2 separate regions of the Homo sapiens genome follow, and region 2 is linked to region 1. Evidence: chromatin loops called from intact Hi-C (ENCODE). Cell type or tissue: heart left ventricle. All regions are shown on one strand. Region 1 overlaps MTR (5-methyltetrahydrofolate-homocysteine methyltransferase). Region 2 overlaps ACTN2 (actinin alpha 2).

The links. A loop is a pair of places that touch in the nucleus more often than their neighbours do. Peaks named below come from ENCODE experiments on the same cell type or tissue, not always from the same donor. Only the 100,000 strongest peaks of a DNase experiment are listed, where the experiment ranks them.
Region 2: it touches region 1 in a loop (6-fold over the local background); 1 of 110 quality-filtered maps calls a loop at or near these places.

The regions. Positions count from the first base shown.
Region 1 is chr1:236,888,413-236,893,412 of GRCh38, forward strand. It overlaps MTR (5-methyltetrahydrofolate-homocysteine methyltransferase), which reads left to right. Exons shown (of 33, transcript NM_000254.3): 28 at 769-924; 29 at 2,721-2,917. Among named protein-coding and RNA genes, the nearest start is that of MTR, 96 kb to the left of the region's middle. In heart left ventricle, a CTCF peak has its summit at 2,078 (motif pointing left); a DNase peak (open chromatin) is centred at 709; H3K27ac peaks cover 4,893 bases.
Region 2 is chr1:236,691,748-236,696,747 of GRCh38, forward strand. The region is part of intron 1 of ACTN2 (actinin alpha 2); the gene reads left to right. Among named protein-coding and RNA genes, the nearest start is that of ACTN2, 7.7 kb to the left of the region's middle. In heart left ventricle, no CTCF peak of the experiment used is centred here; a DNase peak (open chromatin) is centred at 1,881; H3K4me3 peaks cover 2,651 bases; H3K27ac peaks cover 3,665 bases; H3K27me3 peaks cover 309 bases.

The DNA.
Region 1 (5,000 bases):
TGATGTATTTTAGACTCACCAGGAGGTATAAAGAACAATATATTAAACATCCACGTATACCCACTAGCCAGCTTAAGACATAACCTACCATCTGATTTTTAAAAAACGAAACAATGCAGAGTGAACAGAGGTTATATTAATTGAATCCATATTTCTAAGGTAATAAATCAGCTTTTCCTTGCTCATACATCTGTGCTGCACACATGCTTGGCAGAGTGGAGGATTATGTATTGAGGAGTATGTATCGGAAGTCCCACATGTGTCCCTTCCTCCCCTGCAGAAAGCACAGCAGTCCTGAATTTGGGACTTCATTTGCCTATACTTTGAGCATATGTGTCAGTAGACAATCTAGATGATTGTTTCCGGTTTTGAAACTTTAGATAAGTAGCTTACTCTCCATGTCTTTCTGGACATGTTCTTCATGTTCTTTCATGTTCTTCATGTTCACCTTGTCTTCATTTGTGCAAGTGAGGATTAACCCGTCTGTCTTTCCTTCTTGGGCAGGGGGTGGGGATGGAAGGGTTGAGGGAACAGTTTCCAAGGGTGGTGTAGTCAGCTGCATGTGAAGAATAGTTTTATTTAAGACTCAGTGCAGAATTACTCCTTCTCCACGATAATTTAAAGTTCCCCTCTTTGTAAAACAACTCCTACGGGTGACAGGAGGGAGGCGGAGTGTGGGAGTTGGCAGAGCAGTGAGGAGCTGGCAGGGAGGCCTCCATCAGGCAGGGTGCCAGCGTCAGCATTGACAACCATACTTCTCTCCTGTAGTGAAGCCCACGTTTATTGGGACCCAGGTCTTTGAAGACTATGACCTGCAGAAGCTGGTGGACTACATTGACTGGAAGCCTTTCTTTGATGTCTGGCAGCTCCGGGGCAAGTACCCGAATCGAGGCTTTCCCAAGATATTTAACGACAAAACAGTAGGTTAGTGCAGTAAGTCCTTCCTTTCTGCCTCTGATATTCAAGCTGTGGGATTGTGACTTTGAAGACCGGAATCGGTGAGGAGCAGTGGATTTGGATTGTGCAGATTACGGCTGCTTTCATATTGCTCACCTGCCCAACTTTTTAATGGTTTTCAATCTGCTAGATTGGTCCTTATTGCATCAACTAAATTTGGTATTTACTTTATTCTTTCAATAAATGTTTATTGACATCAGTTACATGCTGAGCACTAGGGATAAATGGAAGACAATATAATCCCTGCTGTCTAGCACCTGACTAGCTGGCACATCCAATAGTAATGGGCCCTGCCTGGGCTCCTGTGGACATAAGAGGAGATAGAGCTCAGACTGGGAGGTCAGGGCAGGCTTCCTGGACAAGGTGGTGTTCGAACTGTTTTTGACGATTCAGTGGGAGTTGCCGTGGCTGGGACTGTGGATGTGATATGGTGTTGAAGAAAAGGTCATTCCAGGTAGAGGAGACAGTGTGAGAAGGCACAGGCACATGTGCCTATTTGGGGAACTGCAAGGAGCCCATTGTGCTTGGAGCATTGGGGAGGGAATGGGGATTTAGGGTGATAAACTAGAGAAGTAAGTGAGGTGTTAAATTACTACCCCCACTTCTCACTTCTAGCCTTACCCCAGAATCCACCGACAGAGACACGGAATCCAAATGCAAAGCCATTCAAAGGATCAGGTAGTAGCCAGATCAGAGCAGCAGGGAGGGGTAGACTCACAGAAGCATGGGATTAGGGCTGAGAGGAGCCTAGAAACCAGCCTTTTGCCAAGTTTCCCACGGGGGGGCGTGCCTGGGTGTGCGTGTTCGGATGCTGAGACTCAGGAACTCTCAGGTAGTCAGGAACGTGGTGATGAGCAAGGGGCTTCTTAGTGTGCTGCCCCTGAATCATCACAGGTGAGCTGTCCAGGGGCCGTGGGACAGGCTTCTCACCATGGGCAGGGTGGCCGAGTCTCACGGAAACCGAGATGGTGTCCTCGGAGGCTGGCTCCCACTGCAGGTCCGGGAGCAGGCCAGCCCAGGTGCAGCATTGAAGCCACATGTGAGGATTTGGGCCACACTTCACCCCTTACCACTAACGTTCCCTGTACACATACAATTCCACTGACTTCACAGCGACCTCTGGGGGACGGGGCCTGTGCCTTATATTCACCATGCTTTGTATTCTGTGGTGTCTGGGCCTGGACGCATACAGTGAGGATTTACCGAGTCTGAGTGCATAGGGTGAGGATGTAGCTGTCCTTGTTTAACTCTTCATGGTACTGTTGAAGGCCCCAAATTGAAGAATCCCTTCAGAGGTTGTTACGGTCAAAATGTCAATCGTTACGAATTATATTGTAGTTGGGATTAAAAGCACCACGGAATACGAGGCACAGGTCGCGTCTCCCAGAGGTCACTGCAAAGTCAGTGGAGTTGTATGTGCACGAGGAATGTCAGTGAGGAATGTGGCCTGCTCTTTCTCATCCTCTCTGACAGAATGCTTTGGGGAGCCACAGCTTTGGCTCTCTGCTTTTTGTCCAGTGGAAAACTTGAGTGGCTTGAACTGGGAGAAGCAGACTGTGGGAGCTGCACTTAGCAGGAGCCGCAAAGCCCTGGCTGTTCCACTTTAAGCTGGGTCAGTGGCAAACACCAGAAAGCATTTGAGGAAAATGGAGAAGCCTGAAGAGGGAAGGTGACTGAGGAGGGGTAATGGCTTTTAAAAGAAGCATTGTTTGATGGTTATTTTTGGCATCTTTAAGTGAATTCTAATTCTGTTTTTCTAATAGGTGGAGAGGCCAGGAAGGTCTACGATGATGCCCACAATATGCTGAACACACTGATTAGTCAAAAGAAACTCCGGGCCCGGGGTGTGGTTGGGTTCTGGCCAGCACAGAGTATCCAAGACGACATTCACCTGTACGCAGAGGCTGCTGTGCCCCAGGCTGCAGAGCCCATAGCCACCTTCTATGGGTTAAGGCAACAGGTATGGAAGGTGTACTGACAGCCAGCACACCGCTTTCGCTTGTGAGTTTAAGCACTACACAAAAGAGCTTTGCATAAATGAGGGTCTGCTTCACCTCCTCCCAAATGACCAATCACATGCCCAAGAAGTGACCAGTCACACGCCCAAGCCCAAGCCATCTGTGAGGACGAGGGAGAGAAGGCGCCACCATGGGTGTCAGAGGCAGGACCACTCAGCAGGAGTGAGGCGTTTAATATTGTGTTCCATGGATGGGCGAGGACCATTGCTGCTGTCTCAGGTGGTCACGTGTCAGGATCTCAGTCTTCTTAGCTTCTGAAGAAAGAGAACACTCACTTGTTCAAAAACGTAGGTTAATATCTATGCATATTATTAAAATAGACTGTCAGGTGGCTTCCCTTGAAAGGGGAAGACAGGTGGAAACAAACATTTGCAGAATGTATACCAGGTGCCAGGTGCATAGTAAGGTGCTTGATGGTCATGCTTTTAATTTCCACACAGCCGTGTGAGGCAGTTTAAGTTTGTGTTTTACAGAGAAGATGAAGGATGATGGAGATTGTGCTGGGCCCCCCAATATAGAGAGGAGAGCCCAGCCTGTACATATCCCCAGTGGCCGTTCTTTGACTGTGCTGGCTTTTTTTCTTTCGAGTGACGAGAACAGACTCTTCTCAGCAACTTGTCTCTCATCCCCCCCACCTTTGAAAAGGCAAATATCATATGCATGTCCCTTTAGCTGCTGTAAAAAAGAGTGTCTTAATCAAGAATTGGAACCAGAATTCACCAGAGTCATTAACAAATTTAATAATTTGCAGAAAATTACTCTGTTTTACTGCCATTTTCAGTCGTTCAGAAATAATAATGTTGGCTGGGCACAGTGGCTCACACCTGTAATCCCAGCACTTTGAGAGGCCAAGGTGGGAGGATTGCTTGAGCCTAGGAGTTTGAGACTAGCCCCGGCAAGATGGCAAGACCCTGTCTCTACAAAACAAATTTAAAAATGAGCCGTGCACTGGGGAGTGCAGGCCTGTACTTCTTCAGCCAGCTACTCGGGAGGATGAGGCGGGAGGATCACTTGAGCCTAGGAGATCGAGGCTGCAGTAAGCCATGATCATGCCACTGTATTCCAACCTGGGCAACAGAGTGAGACCCTGTCTCTAAAAAACAAACAAAAAAGATAGTGGCGCATTTTAATCCCAACCACAATATAATTCATAATCATCCATATTTTTACCATAACAGCATCTGAAGGGATTCTTAAATTTGGGGCCTTCAGCAGTACCATGAAGAATTAAACAAGGACAGCTACATCCTTACCATATGCACTTAGGCTCAGTAAATCCTCACTGTATGCGCCCAGGCTCGGACGCCACAGAATATAAGGCACTGGGGTTCTAATGTTAAGTTCCAGCCCCTCCTCACTAGGGAATTTGTGGCTATTCTTTTACAGACATAACTGTTCAAAAACCTCTGCTCTAGCCCAGTCTTTCATCTTTCAAGTCCTGTGTCCTCTGCGATCTCTTTTTACTTTCAGTACCATTCATGTCCGGGCAGTCTGTGACATATTAGGGCATTTAATAGAATGAATTCTCAGAGTTCACCTTTTTAGTAGCCTCTGGAGAGGGGAACTGGGCCAGGCACATACATTACCTACCCAGGTAGCAATTTCTCAGGAGGGGCTTTCCTCCAGTGCACTCTGGAACATTCTGGTGGCAGTGCCTTATTACTCTGGGAGTCTGCTCTTCTGAGTAGGCTCTGATTGCTGTCTCTTCGAAGGTACCATGGGGCTCTGTGATCTCTCTCTCCTGTGGCGCAGGGAAGCTTTGGGTCCCCCTCTGGCCTTTGTTAGCAAAGAATAATTGATGGGCCGAGTATACCTGGAAAACGGCTTCCCCATGCACAGCTGTCCCTGAGCTCTGTGACATTCCTGTGTGCCATTACCAAACACCTCCTCGCCTGTACTTAACAATTTCCTGCCCTGTGTCAATGAAGCTGTACTTGCTTCCACGGCGGGCAACGAGCTGTGAAGTGTGTGGGTTGGCCACTCATTGATTAATTGATCAGTCCTGAGCAGTACCATATATGTAGA
Region 2 (5,000 bases), 200 kb before region 1:
AAGTTCAAAGGTAAGAGTATAGAAGGAGAAAGTAACCAAGGTGGCTAGACCAGGACTCAGGTCTCCCAAAGCCTAGCTCTGTATCGGATATGTCTGTGGCTCATGGTGTGTTTGTGCACGTGTGATAGGGAGATAATACCCGATGCTAAAGATGCATATTCAAACTTAGAAAGTTGGATCCACGAAAAAGGGCCAGGTTATAGAGGGCCTGGGATGCTAAGGTGAGTGCAGACTTCATTCTCCAAGACATGCAGAGCTCCAGAGGTTTTTTGAGCTGGGAAGACCCATGCTTACAGAACTAGTATTGTTGGTGAGATAAATCTGAGTGGACAAGGGCCTGAGGCTGGGGGACCCAGGCAAAAGCCTGTTATGGGACCATCCAGATAAAGTGGTGAGGATTAGAACAAGGGGGCTGTTAGAAGCAGTGGTGAGGAAGGCATCAATTTGAGAGTGATCAGGAGGGATTATACGAAGTATTAAATAACCACATGTTGTTCCACAGTAGGCTGTGGTATAAATCCAATTAAGTAGATATGATCCTCCCCATTAGAGCTCCTGGGCTTTAATGTCAAGACAGTGGTATTGACAAGCAACAACCAAACTAATGAGGAGAGTCTGTTTATCCACTGGGAGATTGTGTCTGGATAAGAAGTTAAGTATTTACAGGATGTGTCATTATTCTGTGCAGGGAAAGGAGCCACCGTGCTGAGGTGGCAAATCCGGTGTCCATGTGGCCATTGCTGGGAGGGAGAGGTGGAATTGTAGATAGTCTTTGAGAGCCAGAGAAAGTTCTTAATGGGCAGAAGTGTCAAAGAAGAGGTTAAAGGCAGGGTCTTGTGTGGGCACTAAGAAACCTCTGCACCCAGAGGGACTGTAATAAATATACATGTGGTTTGCTACGGAGAATCACAGGTGCAGGAGTTCTGAGGCACAAAAAACACTCTTTGCTTTTACATCCTATTTGGGACACCGTGATGTGTCCCGGGGTTGCCCTAGGCCTTCAGCCACATTCACCAGGTAAGAAACTTAAGCCCATTATAAGATTTTCCAGAGTGTGGGAGGAGGAATATAACTCTTAGCAGGGAAACTTAATTAACGCAGCCTCAGAAAACTGTCAGAAAGCACCGCAGTCGGTTGCTGCAGCTGGGAGACACCTACAGAAAAGGCGCAGTTCTGGAGTGGGTGAGGGTGCTACCATGATGAGCAGAGGAGTTCACACGGAATGCGTTGGAGGACAGTCAGAATCCTACCGCCGTTTCCCTGGGAACGGCACTAAGTCTTCCAGAAAGAACAGAAAGCAGAGATTGGGGGAGACGCTTGCAAACTACTATGCTAGACAAATTTCAAAGGAAGGAAAACCTTAAGTGCAAGAATTTGGCCTTTCTGAAGAAGACTGAGGAAAATTTTTGGTACAAACATCTGCACACATGCACACACACACACACACACACACACACACACACACACAGAGTTTTCTAGATTGGAAACTACAAGGTGTTTTTACCTGCAACCCTGGTGAGGAGCAAAATATAAATGGAACACAAGCATGATGGTTCATTCTTTCATTCATTTGGCAAACATTTTTGTAGTCCTAGGGACCAGCAGAGAGAGTTGATGACACCACCATGGCCCTTAAGGAGCTTACAGCCAAGTTCAAGAGACAGGAGTGGTCTGTGAGAAGCACAGAGGAGGGGCATCTGCTTCAGCCAGGCTGGTGTAAGGAAGGTGTTTTCAAAGCCAAAGGTGTTTCAAACCCTCCTGCTTGGTTCCCCTTCATGGTGAATGGAAATGTCTTTCTTCCAGGCGCCCAAGCCAGAAACCCGAGTGTTACCCTTGCCCCCTCCTCCTCTCCCACACCACGGCCGTTGGGTCACCACCTCCCGTGGAGTCCTCTGGACCCTGCCTCTTCCCCTCCCTGTGTGCTCCAAGGCCTTCAGGCTTTCCACCTTCCCTGCGGAGATGAGGGTGGTGGCCTCCCTTTTTGTCACCCTTCCAAGGGTCATGCTCGTCTGCTGGCTTTTCTCCAAGATGCTGCCAAAAATGATCTTAATAAGACACAAGCCTGGTTGTGATATTTTCCTGATTCAAGTGTCTCTGTGGTTCTTGGTTGCCTTCAGGAGAGAGTTCAAGCCTCTTATGGTGGTTTGTGAGGCCAGGCCTGAACTAGCCCCATCGTCTGTTCATTCACCACCCCAGTATCCCTGCTGCAGGTTTTTAAAGATCTCATGTCCCTGATTGCCTGTCACTGTGTCTGACTCGAGCCCTTGTCTCTTCCATAGACCCTCCCTCCTCCACCTATCTTAGTAGTACCTCCTTCTGCAGCTGCTTTACTGAGAGGTCTGCCTTCTAGAGCAGGGGTCACCTGATGCTCTGTCTCCCCAACAAGGGCTATGAGCAGTAGCTCTTCTCTGTAGGTCCCTGTGCCTCATTGGACTCACACAGAGTCTGCACTGACATTTTTTTTTTTCTTTTCTTTTTTTTTTTTTTTTGAGACGGAGTTTCACTGTCGTTGCCCGGGCTGGAGTGCAATGGCACAATCTCGGCGGCTAACCACAACCTCCGCCTCCCAGGTTCAGGTGATTCTCTTGCCTCAGCCTCCTGAGTAGCTGGGATTACAGGCATTTGCCACCACGCCCGGCTAATTTTTTTATTTTTAGTAGAGACGGGGTTTCTCCATGTTGATCAGGCTGGTCTTGAACTCCAGACTTCAAGTGATCCACCCGCCTCGACCTCACAAAGTGCTGGGATTACAGGTGTGAGCCACCACGCCTGGCCCGCACTGACATTTATTGAATGAAGAAATTATGAATCATTTCTAAGAAACGTTTAGTACAATTACTTTTTAAATTAAAAAAACTTTCATTTTAACAATTAACATCTTTTTTGGCAGTCTTTATGACTTTTTGAGCTCTGAATGTGTTAACTCCCAACTCATACTCATTTAATGCTTTTTAAAAATGTTCTCTTGAAGTATTTTCTCAGGTCCCCGAAAAGAGTTCCCTGACTTGATTTTTATTGTAAGTCTGAGCTGTCGAGGCCGGGTGTGGTGGCTCATGCCCATATTCCCAGCACTTTGGGAGGCTGAGGCAAGGCTGTCTCTTGAGGCTAGGAGTTAGAGAGTGTCCTGGGCAACATAGAGAGACCTTGTCTCTACAAAAAAAATTTAAAAATTAGCCGGTATGGTGGCGTGTGCTTGTAGTTTTAGCTACTTGGGAGGCTGAAGTGAGAGGATTGCTTGAGCTCAGAAGTTTGAGGCTGCAGTGAGCTATGATGGCACCACTGCACTCCCGCTCTGGGTGACAGAGTGAGAAATAAGCTTTTCGTTAAAAAATGTTCAGGCCGGGCACAGTGTCTCATGCCTGTAATCCCAGCCCTTTGGGAGGCTGAGGCAGGTGAATCAGATGAGGCCAGGAGTTTGAGACCAGCCTGGCCAACACGGCGAAACCCAGTCTCTACTAAAAATACAAAAAAAAAAAAAAAATTAGCTGGGTATGGTGATGTCTGCCCATAATCCCAGCCACTTGGGAGGCTGAGGCATGAAAATCACTTGAACCTGGGAGGCGGCGGCTGCTGTGAGCCAAGATCATGCCACTGCACCCCAGCATGGGAGACAGAGTGAGACTGTCTCAAAAAAAAAAAAAAAAAGTTAAGAGATGTGCTGTGTCTGAAAAAAAAAAAAAAGAACATCAATAATTGGAATTTAGAGCTTTTAGAATTGAAAAAATAATTATACAGATTTATGTATATCATAATAAAATTTGTCACCATATTTATGAGAAAAAGTTCTGGTAACCTGAATTTGATTTGAAATGAGTTCCCCCCCCCTGCCCAGATTGAAAACCTTCACCCACTTAATAAAGAAAATTCCAAGTTCATTTATGATTCAGAGACGTATAAATTTAAATTTGTTTTTGTATAGAAAACATGGGGAAATTTTTTTGAAGATGCAGTGTGCTTCACAGTGCTGGAATTGGAAAATGGAGACAAGATTGCAGGTGATTCTGTGGTCCTGGGAAAGAACTGGCATATGCAGTCTTCATACATGCCAAGCCCTAGACCAAGAAGTTGGCATAACTTTGATTTGTCTTATTTGTTTTTGCTAGGGGGTAAATGTGTTGGTCATAGTCTTTAGAAATTATTATACACTGAAAACAGATTCTTATTAGTATCCATTACAACCTTTTCATAAAAAGCCATGCTATCTTAGAAAAGACCTATATTTTATTAGTGAATGTGAGAACCAAATGTACAAATAGGTGAATATGAGATTGTTTTGGGGCCAGGCGCAGAGGCTTAAGCCTGTAATCCCAGCACTTTGGGAGGCCGAGGCAGGCAGATCACATCAGGTCAGGAGTTCGAGACCAGCCTGGCCAACATGGTGAAACCCCATCTCTATTAAAAATCCAAAAATTAGCCAGGTGTGGTGGTATGCGCCTGTAATCCCAGCTACTCGGGAGGCTGAGGCAGGAGACTCATTGGAATTGGAGTGAGTGAGCTGCACTCACAGCTGGAGCGCAGTGAGATCGTGTCACTGCACTCCAGCTTCGGTGACAGAAGAAGACTCTGTCTCAAAAAAAAAAAAAAAAGATTGTTTTGGGGGAATGGGAGCAGTATTTAATATGAAGCTATGATTGAGTTTTGCAAAGGTAGTTATAATTGAGATTGCAAAGACAAATCAAGAAATCCTATCTTCTAAAGTCATGTGGAGTCTTTAAGTTATTTTGTTATAGTCAAACAAGATGTGAAGATGACAATTAACTTTTAGAAGGTAGGTAATCTCATTGCTGTTTATGAGGATTTTAAGATAATTTATATGTAAGATAGAACGATATGAAATACTTGATGCTGACCATTTTGACCTCCAAAAATTACAGTCTCTTTATTTCAACCCAAACAACTTTACTGCTGTTGTCCCACTATTTTTTTTTTTTTTTTTTGAGATGGAGTCTTGCTCTGTCGCCAGGCTGGAGTGCAGTGGCGCAATCTCGGCTCACTGCAAC